Linked DNA regions of Homo sapiens: region 2 is linked to region 1. A link is a loop called in an ENCODE intact Hi-C map of the cell type or tissue named here. Cell type or tissue: CD4-positive, alpha-beta T cell. All regions are shown on one strand. Each heading gives the region's core, and the rest is flanking DNA. Links, peaks and the distances in the headings are about the cores only.

Region 1 (2,917 bases), core at 249-2,748:
ACAACCTACCCCCATGAAACCAAGCTCCATGTGACCTCCCTCCCTCCCTCCCCACATCCCTCTCAGGCTTACCTGGCAGCATCCAGCCGACACACAGGCAGCCCAGGCTCCCAGCTCCTTCCTTCCCCACACAGACCCCACAGGCCCATCCTGGAAGACAAAAGAGCCAACCACACCGCAGGAGAAAACTGCACCCAGGCCCCCTCCCCAGGCCCAGGCCTTGCCAGAACTCCCTGCTGAAGAAAGAAGGACCAGGAGCCAGGGAGGCTGGGCCCAGGCACCCCACCCTCCACCTCTCTTTATTCCACCCCAGAACATCCTTAAAAGGTGAGGGGAGAAGGGTTCCCAGGTTCCCTTCACTCACTCCCTGTTTCCCAACAACAGCAGAATGTGACCCAGGAGAAAGTAGGACAAACTCAGCAGCTTGGTGATAGCTGAATAGCAGCTGAACGGAGAGTCAGGAATCCAGAATTCTGATCCCAGCTCTGCTCCTGCCACACTGGGTGGCCCTGGAACCCTTCCTGCCTTGACATTCACTCAAGGTGCACGGTAATCACCCATTGTTTGAAGCAATGGATGGGAAATGGAAGGGACCCTTCTGCCCAGCCTCAGTTATTTTTCTGCTCCCCCTCCTTCTCCCCTGCCCTTTCCTGATGCCCCATGCACCAGAGGAAATTCGGGGAGCCAGAGGCTGGACTAGGACTCTTTTAAGACCACCCTGTGTCACCAGTCTGGAGAAGACCAGAGAATGACCACTAATCCTGACCTAGGACCATCTGCCAGGTTTTGTTTTTGGTAACAACTGTGCTGTCTTCATCAACTGGCAGACCTGAGTCAGGAGAGTCAGGGAGCTCTCTCAGCATATCTTCAGAGCTTGCTGTCAGCACCCGGGAGTGGGGGCACGAGTCCAGAACTGGAGATGAGCTCAGACACTTACACTGAGAAAAATGCATCTAAAGTCACAGTGTTAACTCTTCACTTAACTCTAAGGCCAAGGAGCCCTGTCCAAGGTTTATAAATATGATCACAAAGTGCTGAAACTGAGAAGAGAAGGGCTGGTTCACATCATCAGGGAGTCCCCAGCCTCCTTCTAATAGCAGTTCTACAAGTACACAAGATGAAGTCATTTAACTCAGCCTTCAAAAGTTCCAGACGGTAATGTTTGTGAAATACTAGCCCTAACGCCAAATGTGAAGTGTGAAAATCACCCTTTCTGGGACCCCACAAAATGGGGACAGGCTCTTTCTTTCTTCCATAGAGGTAGAAAAGAGAATGAGCTACATCACCCATTTCCCCTCCCACTTTGGCATTCTAGGATACTACACTTTCCTGCACAGACCAGAAGAGGGCAGGCTGGTAGGCTATGGGCTGGTAAGTTTAAATACTTATCTGCAAAGATGCTTCTCAGTGTGGTTGTGAACGTCCTGAAGAACCTGGAAATTCCCTTCTGTCTCCTCTGTCCCAGGAACTTGCTGCTCTCTGTAAATAGACCCTGGACTGCTCAGAGGAGCCTGGCTTGATCCACAGTGACCCTTTCCCCTCGTTCTGTGGACCTAGAGTCATGATATTAATAAGGTGATGGAGGTTTCAAGGGACCTTTAGCTGACACCGTCTTAGAGGGTACAAAGGAAGGTATGGGCTTTGGGGCTAGAGAAACCTGGAGGAAACTGTGGCTCTCTCACTCCTACGTACTCAATGTGTGACTCAAAGTTAATTGTTTTTCTTTCTTTCTTTCTTTCTTTCTTTCTTTCTTTCTTTCTTTTTTTCTGGAGACAGGATCTCACTCTGTCACCCAGGCTGGAGTGCAGTGGCATGATCTCGGCTCACTGCAACCTCTGCCTCCTGGGTTCAAGTGATTCCCCTGCCTAAGCCTCCTAAGTAGCTGAGATTACAGATGTGTGCCACCACGCCCGGCTAACTTATTTTTTTTTTAGTAGTAGAGACGGGGTTTCACCATGTTGGCCAGACTGGTCTTGAACTCCTAACCTCAGGCAGTCCGCTGGCCTCAGCCTTCCAAAGTGCTGGGATTACAGGCATGAGCCACCACACCTGTCCAAAGTTAATGATTTTCAAAGCTTAGCCAGTGCCTGGCACACAGTACATGTTCCAAAAATTATTTTCACCACTCAATGATTTAAACTTTAAGTAAATCTGTGTGTGATATTTATGTTCCAGAAATATAAGCCATATTTATCCTGTAGCATTATATGTATATACCACAGTTAGGCAGCACTGATCAAATTAAAATCCCCTATCTTGATGAATGGAAAAGCAAAGTCTGGCTTATCCACATAAGGGAATCTACTCATCAATAAAAAGGAACAAACTATTAGTACATACTACAACATGGATGAACCTTACAAACATCATGCTGAGGGAAAGAAGCTAGGCTCAACAGAACACATATTGTATGATCTCATTTATACAAAATATCCAGAAAAGGAAAATCTACCGAGATGAGAAATAGATTTGTGGTTCCTGGGGTTATGGATGGGATGTGGATGAACAGTAAATGGGTATGAGAGATCTTACTGGGGTAACCGAACTGTTCCAAAACTGATTTATGGTGAAGGTTGTACAACTTGGTACATTTATTAAAAATCATTGAATGGGTGAGTTATATGACTTTTAAACTATGCCTCAATAAAATTGGATAGAACAGGAATTGAACTACTGAGACATGCAACAGGAAGTATGAGCCTCAGCTGGGCGCAGTGGCTCACACCTATAGTCCCAGCACTTTGGGAGGCCGAGGCGACCACTCGAGGTCAGGAGTTCGAGACCAGCCTGGCCAACACGGCAAAGCCCCATCTCTACTAAAAATATAAAAATCAGCCGGGTGTGGTGGTGCACACCTGTAATCCCAGCTACTCGGGAGACTGAGGCAGGAGAATCACTTGAACCCAGCAGGCGGAGG
Region 2 (2,917 bases), core at 175-2,674, 270 kb after region 1:
ATAGCATATTTTATTTTTCTTTCTTTTTAAAAAATTGGTTGTGGCAAGAACACTTAACATGAGATCTCAACTTTTAACAGATTAATTTTTTTTTTTTTTTTTATTAGACAGAGTCTCGCTTTGTCGCCCAGGCTGGAATGCAGTGGTGTGATAATAGCTTACTGTAACTTCAGACTCCTGGGCTCAAGGGATCCTGCTGCCTCAGCCTTTCCAGTAGCTAGGACTACAAGCATGCACCATCACACTAAGCTAAGTTTTTAATTTTTTTGTGAAGACAGGGTCTTGCCATGTTGCCCAGGCAGGTCTCAAACTCCTGACCTCAAGCAATCCTCCGACCTTGGCCTCCCAAAGTGCTAGGATTACTGGCGTGAACCACTGCACCTGGCCCCGAACAGATTTTTAAGTGTACAACATAGCATTGCAGAACTTGTTCATCTTATGCATTATTTTTATATAAGAAGGGTGTGGTGGTATGGTTGCTAGAGAAAATGCAGGATCCCAGTTAAATTTGAATTTCAGATAAACAACACTTTTTTTTTAAGTATAAATATGTCCCAAATATTGCACTTTCCCATTGGCCCAGCTTGGCTCATGTGACCATCTCTCCACTAATCATGGAACCTCTGATTGGCCAGACCATGGTCAGGTGTCCCACAGTCAGAACTGTATTATTAATACTACAGATTTATTTAATTTTCAAATTTAATTGGGTGTCTTGCATTTTTATTTTGTACATTTGGTAACCCTACGTGGAAGAAAGTCAGATGGGTAGGGGGTGGGAGAATTCCTGAGTTTGGGGAAGGAGAGAGATTCAAGTAGGTTCCCAGGAATGTGAGACTCTTGGGGACAGAAATGGGTACAGAGGATTTTATGGAAGTTTTTCTGTGTGATGTGCCTGGTAATATACTTCCCACTCAGTCCCTTCTAGAGAACATCAGTACAAGTTAGAATCTTTGAAAGTCTTTTGTGTGGTTCTCTGGTTGGGGGCAGCATTGTATGAGCCCTGGGTCCAAAGCCACCCCATTTTTTATCTGTAACACGCAGCCTGGGCAAGAATGAGTAACAATGATGCTGGTTTCTTTTACTGCCAAGAATGAAGGGCAGCCTGCTAATTCTCCAAATCATATTTTGTTTTACCAGAAAGAATCCATTTCATCAGTTATCTTTGTCCAAAGAAAATAACCATTGTGAGGAAACAGAAGTGTGATTCAGTTTCTGTAGGATGCTCAAGGCCTTCCTTGAGAATCCCATGCTGAGGATGCCATCTGGTGGTTTAAAGGGACCCAGCTTGCCAGTGACACCGGCCCGGCTTTGGGCTTCTCTATTGGCTGATAGTCATTTCTTCACCAAATATTTGAGTGCCTACTCTGTGCTGGGCACTGTGGTAGCGCCACCAACAATAGTATTAGTGACATAGTTTTAGAATGATGCAGGCATACCTTGTTTCATTGGGCTTTGCTTTATTGCACTTTGCAGAGACTGATTTTTTTACAGATTGAAGTTTTGTAGCAACCCTGCATGGAACAAGTCTACTGATGCCAGTTTCCCAACAGCATGTGCTTACTTTATGTCTCTGTGTCATGTTTTGTTAGTTCTCACAATATTTCAACTTTTTAATTATTGTTATGTCTATTACAGTGATCTATGATGGGAGATCTTTGATGTTACTACTGTAACTGTTTTGGGGTGTCATGAACTGCACCCATAGAAGATGGCAAACTTATTCCATAAATGCTGTGTGTGTTCTGATTGCTGCACAGACTGGCTGTTTCACCATCTCTCTTCCAATCTTTGGGCCTCTCTGTTCCTTAAGACACAACAATATTGAAGTTAGGCCAATTAATAATCCTGCAATGGCCTCTAAGTGTTCAAGTGAAAGGAAGAGTTGCCATCTCTCACTTTGAATCAAGAGGTAGAAATGATTAAGCTTAGTGAAGTAGGTACATTGGAAGCCAAGACTGGCCTTTTGCTAGGCCTCTTTTGCAACTTAGCCAAGTTGTGAATGGAAAGGAAAAGTTATTAAAGAAAATTAAAAAGTGCCACTCCAGTGAAAACACAAATGAAAAGAAAGCAGAATAGGCTTATTGTTGATATGGAGAAAGTTTAAAGGTCTGGATAGAAGATGAAACCAGCCACCACATCTCCTTAAGCCAAAGCCTAATTAAGAGCAAGGCCCTATCTCTCTTCAATTCTGTGAAGGCTGAGAGAGATGAGGAAGCTGCAGAAGAAAAGGTTGAATCTAACAGAGGTTGGTTCATGAGGTTGAAGGAAAGAAGCTGTCTCTATAACATCGAAGTGCAAGGTGAAGTGGCAAGTGCTGATGTAGAAACTGCATCAAACTATCCAGAAGATCCAGTTAAGATCATTGAGGAAGGTAGCTACATTAAATAATGGATTTTCAGCATAGATGAAACAGCCTTCTATTGGAAGAAGATGCCATCTAGGACTTTCATAGCTAGAGAGAAGTCAATGCCTGGCTTTCAAGCTTCAAAGAACAGGCTGACTCTCTTGTTAGGGGCTAATGCAGCTGGTGACTCTAAGTTGAGGCCAGTGCTCATTTACTGTTTCAAAAATCCCAGGGCCCTTAAGAATTATGCAATCTACTACTCTGCCTGTGCATATATAACAGCACATCTGTCTATGGCATAGTTTACTACATATTTTAAACCCACTCTTGAGACCTACTGCTCAGAAAAAGATTCTGTTCAAAATATTATTACTCATTGACAATGCACCTGGTCAGCCATGGGCTTTGATGGAGATGTACAGAAGATTACTGTTGTTTTCATGCCTACTAACATAAAATCCATTCTACAGCCCATGGATGAAGGAGTAATTTTAACTTTTAAGTCTTGTTTAAGAAATACATCTTCTAAGGCTATAGCCACCACAACCCTTCCTCCCTTTGCCCCTCCCA

What was found. A loop is a pair of places that touch in the nucleus more often than their neighbours do. Peaks named below come from ENCODE experiments on the same cell type or tissue, not always from the same donor. Only the 100,000 strongest peaks of a DNase experiment are listed, where the experiment ranks them.
Region 2: it touches region 1 in a loop (17-fold over the local background); 20 of 110 quality-filtered maps call a loop at or near these places.

Annotation. Positions count from the first base shown.
Region 1 is chr22:26,664,093-26,667,009 of GRCh38, reverse strand. MIAT (myocardial infarction associated transcript) reads right to left here. Exons shown (of 5, transcript NR_033320.3): 3 at 73-1,479. Among named protein-coding and RNA genes, the nearest start is that of MIATNB, 7.3 kb to the left of the region's middle. RefSeq lists an enhancer at 1,377-1,877. In CD4-positive, alpha-beta T cell, for the core only: CTCF peaks have their summits at 1,168 and 1,373 (motif pointing right); a DNase peak (open chromatin) is centred at 1,379; H3K27ac peaks cover 980 bases.
Region 2 is chr22:26,397,194-26,400,110 of GRCh38, reverse strand. No RefSeq gene overlaps it. Among named protein-coding and RNA genes, the nearest start is that of ASPHD2, 31 kb to the left of the region's middle. In CD4-positive, alpha-beta T cell, for the core only: CTCF peaks have their summits at 1,060 and 1,266 (motif pointing left); a DNase peak (open chromatin) is centred at 1,270.